Regions from separate parts of the Homo sapiens genome. Here region 2 is linked to region 1. The links are chromatin loops, found by intact Hi-C in ENCODE. Cell type or tissue: thyroid gland. All regions are shown on one strand. Each heading gives the region's core, and the rest is flanking DNA. Links, peaks and the distances in the headings are about the cores only. Region 1 overlaps BMP7 (bone morphogenetic protein 7). Region 2 overlaps BMP7 (bone morphogenetic protein 7).

Region 1 (8,541 bases), core at 5,593-8,092:
ACCACCACACCCCACTAATTTTTGTATTTTTAGTAGAAACGGGGTTTCACCATGTTGGCCAGGCTGGTCTCGAACTCCTGACCTCAGATGACCCACCCACCTCAGCCTCCCAAAGTGCTGGGATTACAGGCGTGAGCCACCGCGCCCAGCCTCTTTTGGTTTCTTCTTATTAAAAGACAGAAAACTTGACAGAAATAGGTGAGATTTATTTGAAACTCTCATCAAAACTATCCTTTCCCTCCTCCCCACGGGCAGCTCTCACCCTGAAGGTAGGGAGTCCTTCCTGCCCATGTGTCCATGGTATTACTGCAATGTGTATGAACCCACAAACAATACATTTATGAGTTGGTCCCCTTGTGTGGGAGGTTGGGGGCGGGGGTGCCTATGTGTGTAATTAACAAATGGTTACATCCTAAACATCCTTCTGCTACTTGCTTTCTCCTTCTGACATTGTTTCCAGTCTACATTGATACAGTAAAAAAAAAAAAACAAAAAACAAAAACAAAAAGAAGTCCCTGCGCTGGGGCGACTATTCCATATCCCCTCCCAGAGCTACACCTGCTTCTCTCTCGAATCCCCTGTTCATGCACATTTTGATTTTGGGGAGTTTACAATACTACAGACCGTACACAAAGGCATGCTGGGACATACGGAAAAAAACTGTTTCTGTGGTCTTTTTTATACAGCATCTTGAGGAATTGCTATTAAAATACCAATCTCTGGCTGGCTATGGAATTTCCCCATGGAAGGGTTATGGGGTACATGTAGGTGCCCCCCACAGGCACTCAGGGCCCTATGCCCTGACAATTATTTTTAAACCATAAAGACCGAGGAGAGGGGAGGTATCACAAGCAGGGTGGATAACAGAAGGGAAAGGTGTGTGCCTGCTTATCTCTATGTCACTTATCAGAACACGGGACCACAGAGTCAAGGCCATGGGCTCGGCTTCTGTTTTAATGGTCTCAACATCATCTCCTCCACGCTCCCCGCTACCTATTCGATACCCCACAGGTTCAGGAGGAAAGAATGGGCAGCTCTGCACCCAGCAAGAGCTGGACAGACACATCTGCCCCACACTTCCTAGCTGTGCATGTTTGGGCCCCTTCAGCATCCTCCTCTCTAAAATGGAAATGACACTGCTTACCCTGCAGAATACTGAGAGAACTGCATGAGGGCCCCATAAAGATGGCTACTCTGAATCCATTGCTGCTACACAGAAAGGTCTTAGCCCTCTGAGGTCTACAATCCATTTCAGTGATGCATTTAGATGATGAAGGGGTCTCTGAATTTAATGTCTAGATTCAGCCTATGCAAGATCCTGCCTGGACTAAGAAATGTCTCTAAGGGGCCAGTTGCAGTGGCTCACGCCTGTAATCTTAACACCTTGGGAGGCTGAGGCAGGTGGATCACTTGAGGTCAGAAGTTTAAGACCAGCCTGGCCAACATGGTGAAACACCGTCTCTACTAAAAATACAAAAATTAGCCGGGCGTGGTTGTGGGAGCCTGTAATCCCTGCTACTCAGGAGGCTGAGGCAGGAGAATTGCTTGAAGCCCAGAGGTGGAGGTTGCAGTGAGTGGAGATCATGCCACTACACTCCAGCCTGGGGGATAGCGAGAGACTCCATCTCAAAAAAAAAAAAAAAAAAAAAAAAAGAAAGAAAGAAAAAGGAATGTCTCCAAGGCCCAGGAGAGAAAGCAAGCAGCTCTTCCATTGTGGACAAGATTTCATGGCGAAGTGATAACCTGTATCTTCCGGGGAAACACCAGCAGTCACCTCATTAGCCAGGAGCAGAGTAATGCTTCTTAATTCTCTAGATAGTGAACCGGACAAAAGCTGAAGCTTGCCTTTGCTGAAAGACAAGTCATAAACAGGGAAGTCACTTTACAAGTGGGAATGGAAAGAGATGTTATTGTTGTTGAACCAATTGAGTACTTCAGTGAGATGGAAGCCTCCAGAACATCAGTCTCCAAAATGAAGCGCAAGATGGGAGGAGGCAAGAGGAACCCACTGGGAGTCAGGAAAAGATATATTACAATTATAATTGTTATGCAAATTCCAACTGACAATCATGGGAGTTCACTAGCTTCAACAAAAATATCTGCATAATTGACAGGTGGGGTTGAAAAATGAAGCTCTGGTTTCAGTAACACACCCCACAACTTACTTCCCACATTTCTGTCTTTGAATCTTGTGAGAGACACTTCAATCATGATAGCGTGGTGTCATCTGTGCCATTTCCTGGACGCTCTCTGGTGCTTTGCCTTTCTGAGCAAGCAGTGGTATCGTCATCTCCTTGCCAACCTTGGGTCAGGTTTGGCCACATGGCTCACTTTGGCCCATGAAATGTGAGCAGAAGCTCTTTCAGGTGGAAGAGTAAATTTTGGGGTACATACCCTAAATAGAAATAAGTTGTGGCTGGGCAAGGTGGCTTACGCCTGTTATCCCAGCACTTTGGGAGGCCAAGGCGGGTGGATAAAACCTGAGGTCAGGAGTTTGAGGCCAGCCTGGCCAACATGGCGAAACCCCATTTCTACTAAAAATAAAAAATAAAAAAAAATAACAAAAATTAGCTGGGCGTGGTGGTGGGCACCTATAATCCTAGCAACTTCGGAGGCTGAGGCAGGAGAATCACTTGAACCCAGAAGGCGGAGGTTGCAGTGAGCCAAGATCGCGCCACTGCACTCCAGCCTGGGCAACAAAAGCGAAACTCCATCTCAAAAAAAAAAGAAAAAAAGAAATAAGTTGTATAACTACTAGTTAGGATCATTTGTACTTCATAAAACAGACAAAAATAGAAATTTTTGAAGTTAGAAAGTCACTCCCAGGTAGAAATATTAAAAGCCAACGCACAGTTCACATTATCTTTCCTTCTGGCACCTTATTCGTAACATTCTGAGGACCTCAGCCTCTCCCAGGGACTCTGCTGCCACCAATGTGCAGAACTCCACGCCTCCACCCTGAACCCACGATAGAGCTATAATGTGATACAAATGAAAAACAAACTTCTGGGATTTTTAACGCACCAAGATTGTGAGTTTCTTCACACACAATAACTTCATTTATACTGACCAGATGAAGGGTCATCGAAATTTGGGACCAGGCCTTTAGATCAGTGATTCTAAACTGTTAAATCATGATTTTGAAAACACCAAAGAACAGTCCATTGCACCGCAAATTTTCATGACTGCAAACTTAATTAAATTATATTAAAATTTAATTTTAATTAAATGTATATTGTTAATTAAAATTGTGTTAACAATTAAAATTAAAATGATTCATTAGTTAAAATTTGTATTAATTAACAAACACCAAAATTTTGTATTGCTTTTAGCTTTAGTGTCTCCTACTTAAATTTCTATTTTTGTCTATGTTTTATGAAGCACAAGCTATCCTAGCTATCCTGCAGTAGTTATACAACTTATTACTATTTAAGGTATGTACCTGAAAAGGTAGTAGTGGGAATTGGAGATCAAAAGCATTTAGAAGAGACTGCTTAGAATGTCTTCATGCCATATGTGCACCGAAACAACCAATATCTGAGCACCTTCTATGCCATGAGAATTCTGCAAGGCTGTGCATGGGCAGGAGAATAAGGCTGTCTGAAAAAAAACAGGAAAAGTGTCCTTTATTGAAGGCCAAAACACAAGCCACCAAAAAAAAAAAAAAAAAAAAACTTGCCTGCCTTTGTGTGTGTAAGTTGCCAGGGGGATGAGCACTTGGACCATTATATGCCAACTGTCATGCTAAGAGCTTAGCTTTTTCTTTTTCTTCATGTAGTCCAAGCTACATGAAAGCAGAAGACAGGCTGGAAGCACAAGACAGGGCAGGCCTAAACCCAATGCTTAGAAACACACAAGTCCTCGATTTTGGAAACGGTGCAAGTTTTTATTCGTGGCCAATTTTAATTAAGCCAGGCAACAAAAGATTGAAACTTGAAAGCTACTCCAGGGAGATAAAGATGTGATAGAACACGTGACCTCAGAGATGCAGGGAAACCTAATACTTGGTGAGTCGGATTTTTCAAACAGTATAAAGAGCTGAAGGGAATTTATGGAAAGTCTTGAATGAGAAACGCCACCCCTCGGTATCTGGCCCTGAAGCCATTCTCTTTCGTCCTCTGGTCTCTAGAGGCTTCTAAACATGCTGAATCCACACAGGGCTTTGTTGTTGCAGCCTAACCCCAGCTGCGGGAGCCTTGGGCAGCCTTGCACCTGCTCCAATAAAAAGTGGGGAAGTTGTGCAGTTCTGTTAATGAATGCTTTGGGCTTGTCACTCCCTTGAAGGAAAAGACAATTTGTACTTTGACCATCTTCCAGAAAGGATTGGGAAGAAATACTTCAATAATGCAATTTTTTAAATGAAACATTTTATTTTGAAATTAATTTTTAATTCAAAGTTGCAAAGGCACTACAGAGAGTTCCGGTATACCCTCTCACTGAGTTCCAGTTTCCCAAGTAGTAAAATCATTAAATAACCATAGATGCTAAAATTGGGGAAAAGATTCAGCCTTAGACTCTATTCATCCTCAAATAAGTTTGGTGCATTCATTCAAATTCCATTGATCTCTGAAAGAGGGAGGCGCACACATATTCACACTCTGGGGACCATTTTCTTGACATTTAAAATAACATGGGCAGTTTAATCTCAGTATTTTAAGATTAAGTACTTAAAAACTGAAATTTGGACTAATATACCAACGTAAATCTTCATCTGGCCAACACAATAAAAACAAGAGCTACCATTTGTTTTACACCTACTAGGTGACAGCCTCTGCGCATGGGTGATATGATTTCTATTTCTTTAGAATCTGTTGAGGAAGAGATTCTCTTGTAGCCTTTATAAAATGAGGACACAAATGCAGAGATGTTAAGTAACTTGCCCAAGGTCACACAGCTAATGTGCTGTCATAGTGGAAACAGACACATAGGTTTAGGCTGTGTCTAAAGAGAATCACTGTGGATGCCGTTCCAATCTCCCTTGCCAAGTCACACCCACTGCTGTCACCGAGAACTTCCGTTACACGGCAGTGAAGCCCCCAATCCCCCACCCCATATATCACCCAGAATTAGCTGCAAAGTGTCAGGAGACTTGGCCAGGCAGCCCCAAGCATCAGCGAGGGCTGGAAGCCTTCACTGTGAAGCCCTTTATAGAAAGCCGCGGTTGGCAGCCCCCGCTCCTGCATGGGAACAAATTAACATTGGCATTCCAAACACAGGAAAGGAAGGAAATTGGAAACACAGTTTATACTTGGCCAGCCCTTTGAAATACTGTACCATGCTACCGACATCAATTAATGAAAAGCAGGGTTGTGTGAGAGGCTCTGGTTTGGAAATGCATTAACACACGTTCAACATGTTTGCACAGGAACCGGATTATATGCACCCTGGCTCCAAAACAATAAAGCAATTACCCTAAAGCTGGTGCTCTCGGAGTTGTCATTAATTCAATCCACTCCACGCGGATCAGCACAGGCTTTGCGCGGCTCCCCACAATGCCTTCCGACACAAATGTTGAAAAGGCGGTATTGCACATGCTTGCCTGAGTTTCGCATAAGTAAGTGTCAAACTTCATGCACTCTAATATCCCCCCAAATCATAAACACTCTACTTTGGAGCGGAAAAAAATACACAGCAGCAGTCCTAGTATTCCCTGGCATTGCTATTTCAGTTTGAGTTTGAGCAATTTTTTTTTTGCCGGGGAAGCTTAAATGAACTATCTGTTCCATATTAAGAAATACCAAGTCACATTTTTTGTCAATTATTATTTGTCAGATGCCATTTGCTGCAAAACCCGGAATTCAATCCCAGCTTGAACACACAGCTAATACCAAACGGCTCACTAATAGCCGCGGTCGTACATGGGATCATTTGCAGTGAACAAACGCCCTTCCTCTATAAACTGTTTCAGGGATTGGAAAGAAAAGCATGTGAAGCTCTGGAATAAATAAAGCACCGTGCCTTGAGCTGCCCAGTACATGACCCTTGCATGCTGTGAGAACAGGCTCAAAATGACCCAAGAGCAAGTGCCCACTTCGCAATTTTGTAAGAATGCTTCCGAGAAAGGATTTTAGATGATGTAGGTAAATCTCATTGTTTTTGACCTGCAATAGAAAGAACCAGCTCGCTTCTTGAAGGACCAGCATCCCCAGTCACTGCCTCTACACACATGTCCACCTGCATCTGGAATCCAGGGTCCAAGCAACAGACATCACGGGTGTCTCCTCCCCGCTCCTGGTGACGTCATCTCCTCAGCTCAACTCCACGTTGATCTGGGATCCATCAAGTTGGAGCAATTTGAGTGTGTAAAGCTAAATGTGTTATCATTTTCACCACAAATTAACAGTTTCTATGTAAATATTGGTAGTTCCTCACCCCATGAAGGCGAGAGAAGGCAAAATGGCACCGGCGCATTTGATTTAAACTAATTAAAAGCAGAGGGTTGTGCAATTCAATATATTGATTTTACCAGTGGGACTTAAATCTTTTATAATAAGTGTACACAGCTGCAGTGCTCTCCCACCACTACGCTGTAAAGGCTAATCCGCACATTCCTTCTGACAATAACATGACAGGTCCCACACATCCCTGCCTGTGCCCTAACCCCGGTGACAGTGCCAGAGTGCATTAAGGCGAAGCCTTGCAGTGGCTTGCCAAGAAACCAGTGTGCCAACAGCCCCCCCGCTAAGACTGAAGAGTGAGCGTGAAAGAATTAATGTGGCCAGAAGCATGGTGCAAAGGGCTCCCCATTCAAAATATTCAGGCTGTTACACGGATGGGCAGATGGGGAAGGGTGGAGACGGGGGAGACTTAGGGCACGCTGATTCTTGCAATGGGCCAAATATGACCTTACCAAATGAGGGAGAGATATTAAAGTGATAGGAGTGATCAATCAACTTAGATGGGACTCTCCCTGGAATGAAGTCACCAGTTGTCTCTGAGTTCAGCGGACACGTGATATTCACTCACATCGCAGGCATTCCGGTGGTGAGGGGATCGCGCACCAGCTGTGTTTATCTCGGCAAAGGCTTGAGAGCCTACTACGCCATGGTAAAGCCCCAAACCGTAGCTTGAGAGGGCTGCATCTCAAAAGCGGTTTCGTCTGTCTGTGCATTCAGACAATCATCCCCCTTGCTGCCCTGAAACTGATTTGCAAGTGGGCCATCTCTGTTACCCCTTCCATGGGGACCGCTCCACAACCGAATGACAACCCTGGAACCAAAACCAAAAACAGCCACCCAAGTTGGCATCCAGGGCTCAGCCTTACCCTGCCTTGATTCCAGAAGGAAAATACATAGAAAATGAAAAAAGTTCAAAGCTGGGTCACATACATGCTTGGGAAAAGTGGAGGAAAATCTTTGATTTATATAAGCAGGAAAATGAGGTTTAAAAGAAGTGATTTTGAAAGGGTTACGAAAAACACAGCTGTTGGTGCACTCCTATAGCAAAGGCGCTCTGCAGAAAGAAAGAAGGGGGGAGCTGTGTGACATCTATATTAACCTTTGGCTGCTCACCAGTGAGGGCCGGCGCTCCGAGTGCTGGAATGTGGAGCAGCCCCTTCCAAATTTTAACACAAGCCAGGTTACAGCTGCAAATGCCTGCAGTCCACGCTCCCCTTTGCGAAGCACTCCCTGAAGGAAATTTTTAAACTGTAACAGAATCTTTTTCTAATACTCTACAGTGGTAGGGCCTGCTCTTGACGGGCAGTGGGAGAGGTCTTAATGCCAAACACTTGTCAACAAAAAGGACAGCCAGATGGCATAAAGCAAAAATCAAACTGCACGGCCTTCTCCCTACTCTTCAGCTACATTAACAAAAGCCACTTTTATAGGCTGACTCCAATAATGATAGGTTTCCAACTTTCTCTTCTTTTCCTTCAAAGATTACACAAATTTCATGCCTTCATTACCTGGACCAGAGATAAACATGATGACTTCCACTCCCCTAGTGCCAGCCGGCTACTTTACAAGATTCCTAACAGAGCTGCTGGATCTTCCCAGAGAAAGAATGGTAACGGGCTATGGCTAGATGCAGTGTGCGGAGTCGCCATTGCCTGGGGATTATTTAAGAGAGGGTAGCTGTTTTGAATTCCAAAATTAAGTCTACAAAGAGGAGTCGGGGTTGTTAATCCAAACCAGTTTACAAATCTTGCCATTGAACTTAAGGGGCCCAGGCTGGGAAGATGGGAGTCTCACTCAGGCAGCTCAGTTCACATTGCCTGGGGCTTTATGGTACAGGCTGGGCTTTGTCATAAGGTGCGGCCTTTAGTCCTCATTCCCACCACCTGGTTTTGTCGTAAATTCCCCTCTAGTTTCCCCTCTAGTTTAGATCCCGCTCAGCCTGGCAAAAAACTTGAATTCCAAGAACGACTTATAGGAACAAAAACCAGTTTGGCGGCAGACAGAAGGAAGAATAAATGCACCAGGTCTGCAAAAGCCTTCAGAATTCAGGCAAGGGTCCCCCCTCCCGCGCACGCAGGCCGCCTGCCTGCAAGACAGCAGAGCTCTGCAGTGCAGGGCGAAGGGGCAGCAGAGGCTGCCAAGA
Region 2 (8,541 bases), core at 3,672-6,171, 86 kb before region 1:
AGATCTTGGATTTGGGCAAACCTCGGTAAACACTGGGCCTCTGCAAGCCTCAGGATGAAAACTGTAGGGAATGGAGAGGGACCTCCCCGCCCTCCACTTGACACAGCTTCTGTTTACGCATCAGGATAAACCGAGAAATGGGGATAAATTGTTTAGGAAAATATATCTGTAACGTCCTAACCATTTTCATTCATTCGTTTTATTGTGACATTTATTACAGGAACTTCCGGGTCAATTTTCCTTTCGCACAGACACCAATGTGCCCACCCCTTGCCACGCCCCCTTCCTCCCACGGCTGGGTGGCCTGGCTGGTAGGCGCTCATAATTACCTCTGGAAACGAGTCCGTGCATGGCTGAGACTTCCCAGCCAATGACCTGGCCCGGCCATTTTTCTTTATGCGTTGTTTTTTTTTCCTGCTAGGTTTTGCCTGCACAGCTTGTAGGATCTTGTTCATTGGATGCTGCCACTGAAAAACTGATCAAAAGCCATATGCTGCTCATGTTTCCTAATACTCTCACACCTTTAAAGTTGGGGATAGGGAGGGGAAGGTCTCACAAAAGGCAGTTGGTCTGCTGGTTCCTGGCCAAGGCGAGCAATGGAGGATCCAGAAAAACTTGGCCCCAAAGGGTCTGAATTCTCGGAGGAGCTAGTGGCAGCCACAGGCCCGGACCACCATGTTTCTGTATTTCTTCAGGATGACGTTGGAGCTGTCATCGAAGTAGAGGACGGAGATGGCATTGAGCTGCGTGGGCGCACAGCAGGGCTTGGGCACCGTTTCCGGGTTGATGAAGTGGACCTGAAACACACACCAAAACATGGGCAGTGGTGAGAAGCGGTGAGTCGTTCTAACTGGCCTCCACGTTTCTATAAAGAAACATCCTGTCTGGGCATAATGAATGACTGCAGGTGACACTCCCCAAGCCAAGCACTCCCTGTTCTAAGCACTTTACATGGACAACTCAGTTCTGGGATTATCCCTGTTTTGCAGACAAGGGAACCAAAGCATAGAGGTTTTCACATTATACAGTGGGGAAGGAAGGGGCCAGATCCGACATTCAGGACCAGGTAATTCTCTGTTGGGGAACTGCCCTGTGCACTGTAGATTGCTGAATAGTGTCCCTGACTTGGACCCACTAGAAGTGCTCCATCTTGCTCATGGACTTCTCTGCACCTTACAGAGGATGTGGGACAGGGACACATAGACTCAAATGCCTATGAGTGCCACGTGAGTGCCACTGATAAGCAAAATAGACCGAGGTAAGACAATAGGGAATAGTGGGGACTAAGGCAAACTAAGGGAAGAGGCCGCCACTCAACCTAAGCTGACGGCAGCCAACCAAGATCAGTGTTAGCAGATCTGCCACGTGTTCAAGACAGGCCAGAGATTCCACTGTCCTGTTGTTTTCAACGTGAAACTTCTGGGTTTCCAGCAACTGTAGGTGCCAGGCAAGAGCATCAGTGACTGGCACTCTGTTCACAGCCTCCAGGCTGTGACTGCTGACATAGGCCAGCATGCTTTTTACACATTTTATGATGGACAATTTCAAACTCTTACACATCCATACCCTTCCCCACCTGCTCCACCTTGAATGATTTTAAAGCAAATTCCAGCCATCAGCTCATTTCCTCTGGAAGCATTTCATCAGGACTCTCTAGAAGACAGTTGCCCCCTTTTAAACATGACCACAATCGCATCATTTCACAATCCCTGGAGAATTCACTTTGATCCTGCAGATCTCTGGTGAAATACTGATGGAAGTAGGTGCACACAGGGCGATGGCACTCCTGTTCCATGGGCCATGAAGGCAGGGGTTGGAGAAGGATAGAGATGTGTCCCCTGGCAGCCGGGGAGACATGCCTGGCACCTTCCAGGGGATACTGGCACAGCACAGCACATCCAGGCCAGGGAACAGGTTGGGGAGGACTCTTCTGTTTCCAGCCTAAGGACCTTCAATCCCAAGTAGGGCTTTGAAGTTTACAATTGAGGAGGGGAGCAAGGGCTTTGGAAAACCAACACTTAAAAAAACAAACAAAGAAACAAAAACCCCTGCCCTCAAAGAGCAGAATCAAATGAAAGGGATAGATGAGATTTTTCTCCAGGACTTAACACACAGGACAGGGACAAGAAAAGAAGGAGGCAGATTACTAAATGAAAGGAGGGAGTAGTCCTGGTAGTGAGCTCTCTGTCACTAGAAGCATTCAAGGCAGGGTGGATGATCAGTAGGCAGGAAAGGCTCAGATGATGTTCATGACAGGGAGCTACATAACCAAGGTCCTTGAACCTTGGATTCTAAGCAAAAGAACAAAATCCCTACAGCTCTTATCACTATGGTTGCTGTTGGCAGAGCAGGAATAACACCTACTGAGTGTCGCCACGTGCTGGGCACGTTAATCTCATTATCACATGGAATCTTCCTGGTGACCCCACTGAAATTTAACTTGAAATGGCCCCATGGGTCCCCACTCATCTCTCCATCCCATTATCCTGCTGGCCAGCTTCTGATCACTGTGCCCCTCACTGAAATTTCTCATCTGTTTACCTGTTTCCTCTACTGGAAAATGAAGCAGGGCCCAGTGCTCTTAGGCACCGTAACCAGCACCCACAATACTACAAGCATCCTCAAAGGAGCCCATACAACTTTTAGTTACTTTAAAAATTAGGAGAAATAAATGAACTCCAGGGTCGAAGATTATACTCCTCTTTATACCAAACCAGTCATAAAGTACAATTTTTGATTTTTTTTTAACGGCGCAAGGGGCCCCCAAAAGTCATGACATGGCAATGGGCTGACATCTACTCAGGCCCCAGCTTGGAGGCAGCAGGATCTGGTGGCCCCGCAGCCTGCCCGGCCCAGGTGACCACACCCCAAGATGGCGTGACACCCACCAGCGTCTGCACGATGGCGTGGTTGGTGGCGTTCATGTAGGAGTTCAGAGGGAAGGCACACTCCCCCTCACAGTAGTAGGCGGCGTAGCCTTCAGGCGCGATGATCCAGTCCTGAGGAGGAGAAGAGAGTGTGGGAAACCATGCAGAAGGCCTGAGCCACAGCATCCCAACCCCCATGCTGGCCAGAAACCACCACGCCAGGCTCACGACCCAAGGTGGAAGCCTCAGACCATGCCTTCTGAGCAGCAGGGGGCCCAGCAGGGGCAGGAAACATGGGTGGCCTCTCATGGTCCCAAAAGAATGGAAAGAAGGACCACTCTATAGTCTTGGCCTATAGTCCAAGCTTAGTAGACTGAGTGGGAAGACGGCTCAAAGCTGCGGTGAGCTATGATCACACCACTGCACCCCAGCCTGGGTGACAGAGCAAGACCCCATTTCTAAAAAAACATAAAATAAAAATGAAGGAAAGCCCCACGGGGCTTGGCTGATCCTAAAATGGACATCCATGGCTGTGTCTTCTGGACAGAACGCGGCACAGGAAGGAGCCTCCGGTGTGAGGCAATCATCAGCTCTACCCCCACTAGGTGGTCACACACTGGCAGTTCACCTTAAACAAACCTCCATGCCTCGGTTTGCCCACCTGCCAGAGAGGCTAATAACTCATAATGGCATCACCCATGCTGGCTCCGGGTGCACTGGTCAGTAAGGGATCCATGTGCCATCCTTGCCTCTAGGGTCTGGGTGGCACAGAAATGTTGCCCAATAATCAATATACTCCTCAGTGATGCTTAAGCACATGGAATCTTCCAGCAGAGGCCCCTGGAGTTTGGGTTCTGTCCCAGCTGCAGGTGGATGTGGTCATCAGTCCTGAGGGCAGGCTCACAGGAGGGCTCAGAGCTGGCTGTGTGCACGTACGCCCTGAGTGTGTCTGGGCATAATCCCCAGGGAAGATTCTGGACTCTCCCACTGAACTACAAGCTCCCTGAGGGTAGAATACCACCAGTTGCCCTGATGACCTCATGACAATACCCTCTCCAGGGATATTTGAGCCCCACAGGGCAGACACATTGCAGTGTTCATCGCTGCATCTCCAATCCAGTACCTAGAACAGGGCCCAGAACGCTGCAGATGCTGCATGACTGCTGAATGAGAATCACACCAGAGCTCACGGCAGGTGGATCACATGACCCTCACTCCTCTCCTAGGATTCATCCCCTGCCTTTTGCCTCACTCCATGCAAATGGCTCCAGAGGGGGCAGCCATGTGCCAGTAACATGACCCCACCCCTGAAACAGTTGACTGGTTCAGGAACAAGTGCCTGAACCAAGCTGGGCAGATCCGTCCCTCCCGTGGGAATGGGAATGGGGTAAATGAAGTCAGAGGGCAGAGGGGGAGATGGCTCCCCAGGTATCTACATTCAAACACACGGCCCGGCATCATCTTGAGAAGCAGCCAGCCAAGGGATGGGAATGAGGTGCATGCAGAGAATGGGGTTCAGAGTCCAAAGTGTTTGGGTTCCTGGTTCAAGTTCAAGTCTCAACCACATTTCTGCTCTCGGATTTCATGAGGCCTCCCTGTATCCTTAGCCCAAGTCCCCTTCCCTAGCGAGGCCACTTGATACTGGAGTCTTAACTGGCAGAGATGAGAAACAAGACTGAGCACAGACCCGCTGCCTCGTGGGAGCCCACGCCAGAGGGCCCACACCCAAGACAGACCCAGCCAGCCCCTTACCTGCCAGCCCAGGTCTCGGAAGCTGACATACAGCTCGTGCTTCTTACAGGCCTGCCTCTGGTCGCTGCTGCTGTTCTCTGCATTGACAAGGAAGTGAAGAAGCAGAGCCCAGTGAGGAGAAAGAAACACACACACATCAAAGTTCCCTCCATCTTAGGCAGTGATGTGAACAGCAATGAAGCACAGACGGCTGGGGGGTAAATTTCCCGATTCAAAAGCCAGTTCGAGGGTCTAACTGCCTTAAAACTCATTTCTACCCCCAGCAAAGGCCCTACTAAGGGAGGTGCCAATGCCCCATTCCTCTCTCATGTAGTCTTATCCCATAATACTTTCTGGAACCTTCTGCGGACACTGGTTTCTTTTATACACGTGTGTTGTTTAAATGCTGACATCTGCCTGGATTCCATAAGGGAATCAAACCCCATCCACCTCACACAAGGCCACTGCAGGCACCCTGCTCAAAGAGATCTGCTTATGAACAACCTCAACTCGTGAGGCCCCAACACACTCATCCCTCTGCAGGGGCAAGAGGATGCGGGACAGGGCCTGGGACAAGCAACCATCACCACCACCAGCAAGAAGAAATGAGACAGCAGAGAGTCAAAACCTGATGACCTTTCAGAAGAAAACACTCCCGAGGTTTCTTTGAGTAGTGAAAATGATACAGGGGGTTTTCCAGAACTACGTAAATTTGGAAGCATTCGGGTCAGGGCCTGAGCACTTGTAAACATTGCAGAAGTGTCTGTCTGTCTGTCTTGTCTCTCTCTCACACACACTGCAACCTTCCTTCCACCCCACAACAGAGGGATTGCTTTTTTCCTAGTCATGACCTGTCTTTCCTCCACCTACAACTTCCCAGGGGCTCTCTGTCATACTCAGAGCAGGGCCCAGGCTGTGCCTGTGGCCCACAGGCCCGGTGTGCTCTGACAACTGATTGACCAAACACCAAGCTCACTCCCACCGCAGGGCTCTTGCATGTGCCGTTTCCTCCACCTGCAATGCCCCTCCCTGCAATCTTTGTTGTGTCTGGCTCAAGCCTTGGTTCCAATGTCACCTTCTCAAAGAGGCTTTGTAAAGTCACTATTAGATCCCCAAAGCTAAGCTCATCAGTGCACATCCTGTCCAGGAGTCAGGAAGTGGTTCAGGAAGGGCAAGTGACCCAACACAAACTAAAAGACATAGAGACTTCTGGAAAAAGTTCCCACATTCCTAAGAAAGACCCATGGAGAGACATTCATTCTCTTCCTCCTACTGCCCAGGAGCAAAAAATAATGAAGCCCCCCTGGCCAACTACAGCTGTGGCCTTGAGAGGAAGCAGCACTGAAGATGGTGGGGTGGGGCAGAAGGAGCTGGGGCTCAGAGGACACTGTTGAGCTCCTGGATCAACCAACCCTAATGTCCACCCAACCTTAGCTCTGCGGGCTGGTGAATTTTCTACTGGTTGAAGCGCATTTGACTTGGGTTTCTGATGTCTACAGCCAAACCTCAACCCATCCCAACTGGCTGCCCTGTGAAGGCTCATCCCATATAGAAAACGGCAGTCTGCTTGAGCCCAGGTGTCGCCCTTAGAGGTGTAGACCCTGGAGCACAGTCAGCCTCTGAGTGGAGTCTAACTCGTGAGTCAAGACCAGGTCTTGGGGACTGCTCTAGCTCTGGAGTCAAACCCCAGCTCTCCTAGATCTTGGACTCCTGGTTTGCAAAATGAAGAGAGCTCCTATAACTCCTGGGGTAGGCTTGAGTGTTCATGGCAGTTTCATATTTTCTTCTTCTTCTTCTAGCCCACTTGTTAGGGAAATTTGAAACTACGCACATTCTCCATTCACACACACACACACACACACACACACACACACACACACACCTGTTAACTGTTTGAATGCATGGCTCTTTCCTCCACACCCACTACATGCCATTAGGGTATATGTCAAAGAGTGGAACACCACTCAATTTTTGGCTTTTCTCTGATTCATGAGAATTCTATCTGCATAGCTTCTAGGATAATGAGAAATGGTAAGATAAGAAGGACATCGCCGAACTCCCTTCCCTAAGCCTTACTTTCTTCATCTGTAAAATGGGTGGGACAGGAGTGGTGCAGTAAGCTAGCCTCCCATGGACCACACACTGCAAATTAGGACACCTCCTCAGACACAGACTGGACATTCTGTTGGTCCTGGAAACCTTCAGTGTGCCTTAGCTACCCCATGGCTGAGAACAATTGTGGAATGAAATGGGCTAGAAGCAGCAAGCCAAGAGTGGAAAGCAGAAAGGAGAAAGAAGAGGGTTGAGGAGGAAGGAGGCAGGAGAGAGGAGAACAGCATGGAGAGCACAGGAGTCAGGAACTGGCCTCCAAGGCTCAGGCTGAGACAGGAGCACCATGCTCCCTGCTGGGGACTGAAAAGCAGGCTGCTTTTATTTTCATCAGCAATTTTTTTTTTGAGACAGAGTCTTGCTCTGTTGCCCAGGCTGGAGTACAGTGGTGCAATCTTGGCTCACTGCAACCTCTGCCTCCTGGGTTCAAGCAATTCTCCTGCCTCAGCCTCCTGAGTAGCTGAGACTATAGGCACTCATCACCATGCCCAGCTAATTTTTGTATTTTTAGTAGAGACGGGGTTTCACCATGTTGGCCAGGCTGGTCACAAACTCCTGACCTCAGGTAATCCACCCGCCTTGGCCTCCCAAAATGCCATTTTTGAATATATCTATTTATACAGATATAAAATTTATCTACAGTTCAGAAAAGCAATGTGGAAAGATATGCACACCAATAACGAAATTACATTTAATTGATTATAACCGAATCACATGTGTGATTCCTGAGGAGACACTTGAGACTTTCGGTGAAGTGAACTTGCTGAAGGCTGGGGCGGGGCTGGTGGGCTCCAGGCTTTGGGGCAGGAGCGCTTGCCCCTGGGTGCCCTGCCCTCGCGGCCTGCATGCCTTGTGGAGTCACTCATTCATTCAGCCATTGCTAGGGGCTGCTTCCTGGTGTGCAGGCATGAGATGAGTCCCAGGTGTAAGACAGCAAAGCCCTGCCACTCAGGGGCTTTTCCAGAACGAGAGGCGGGTCATAGATAAGTGAGTGCACATGACTTACATGGAGATGAGGGCTACAGAGGAAAACAAGGCAGGAGAAGCTGGAGTGAGCGGGCATGCTGCCGCGGGTGCCAGCAGGCGCTCTTCTGAGGAGGTGACATGTGGGTAAGAACCAAAAGGAAGTGAGATAGGAGGGTGGGGAGGCATCCAAGGGCGAGGCATTCCTGCATGACGATGCTGAGCAGTGGGGACGAGGCGCCCTCCATGTCTGAGGCCGCTGGAGTAGCATCGGATAGAGGATCAGAGGCAGGCACTGAGCCTGGCAAGGAATGAGGAAGCTGGGGCCTGGGTCAGCAGACAGTGTGGGCGGAGGGAAGATCTGCGTGGCTGGAACCAGCCCCAAGGCTCAATGCTGCAAGGGGGTGCTCAGAGTGGATGGAGGCAGCCAGGGGGAGCCCAGAGGCCCCTGGTCCCCACCCTCCGTGGGGGAGTAGCAGGGCTGGGAGAGAGAGAACCAGCTCTGGGGCAGCAGGAACCTCCCCAGGGCCAGGGTGTCCTCAACACAGGAAGGTCAAGGTCAAGGAACCATCTGGGAGGAGCCCAAACAGCTGGACTCTACAGCCTGCCCTCTAGAGCACACGATGCCAAGCAGAAACCTAAGATGGCCTTCATGGCTGTGGCAATGCCCAGGGCCACAGGTAGCCATGCCCCTCCACGAGCCTCCTCCCTCTTCCCTGTGGGGGGGTAGAAGGCAGGGTGGAGGAGAAGGAACATCCCCTCAGCTCAGGGATGTGTCAGGTGAAGCTGCTAGCTCGAGCCAGGGACATTGCTGACTCCTTGGTGTCCTGAGTCAAGGAGGATTCTGAAGCTGTGTTCAGGCTCCGTCAGA

The links. Peaks named below come from ENCODE experiments on the same cell type or tissue, not always from the same donor. Only the 100,000 strongest peaks of a DNase experiment are listed, where the experiment ranks them.
Region 2: it touches region 1 in a loop (1.8-fold over the local background); 9 of 110 quality-filtered maps call a loop at or near these places.

Annotation. Positions count from the first base shown.
Region 1 is chr20:57,254,172-57,262,712 of GRCh38, forward strand. The region is part of intron 1 of BMP7 (bone morphogenetic protein 7); the gene reads right to left. Among named protein-coding and RNA genes, the nearest start is that of BMP7, 8.2 kb to the right of the region's middle. RefSeq lists an enhancer at 5,202-5,764. In thyroid gland, for the core only: no CTCF peak of the experiment used is centred there; DNase peaks (open chromatin) are centred at 6,640, 6,989 and 7,534; H3K27ac peaks cover 2,211 bases.
Region 2 is chr20:57,170,312-57,178,852 of GRCh38, forward strand. BMP7 (bone morphogenetic protein 7) reads right to left here. Exons shown (of 7, transcript NM_001719.3): 5 at 4,620-4,696; 6 at 2,889-2,999; 7 at 1-797. The coding sequence ends at 648. Among named protein-coding and RNA genes, the nearest start is that of BMP7-AS1, 39 kb to the right of the region's middle. RefSeq lists an enhancer at 2,492-2,993. In thyroid gland, for the core only: no CTCF peak of the experiment used is centred there; no DNase peak of the experiment used is centred there.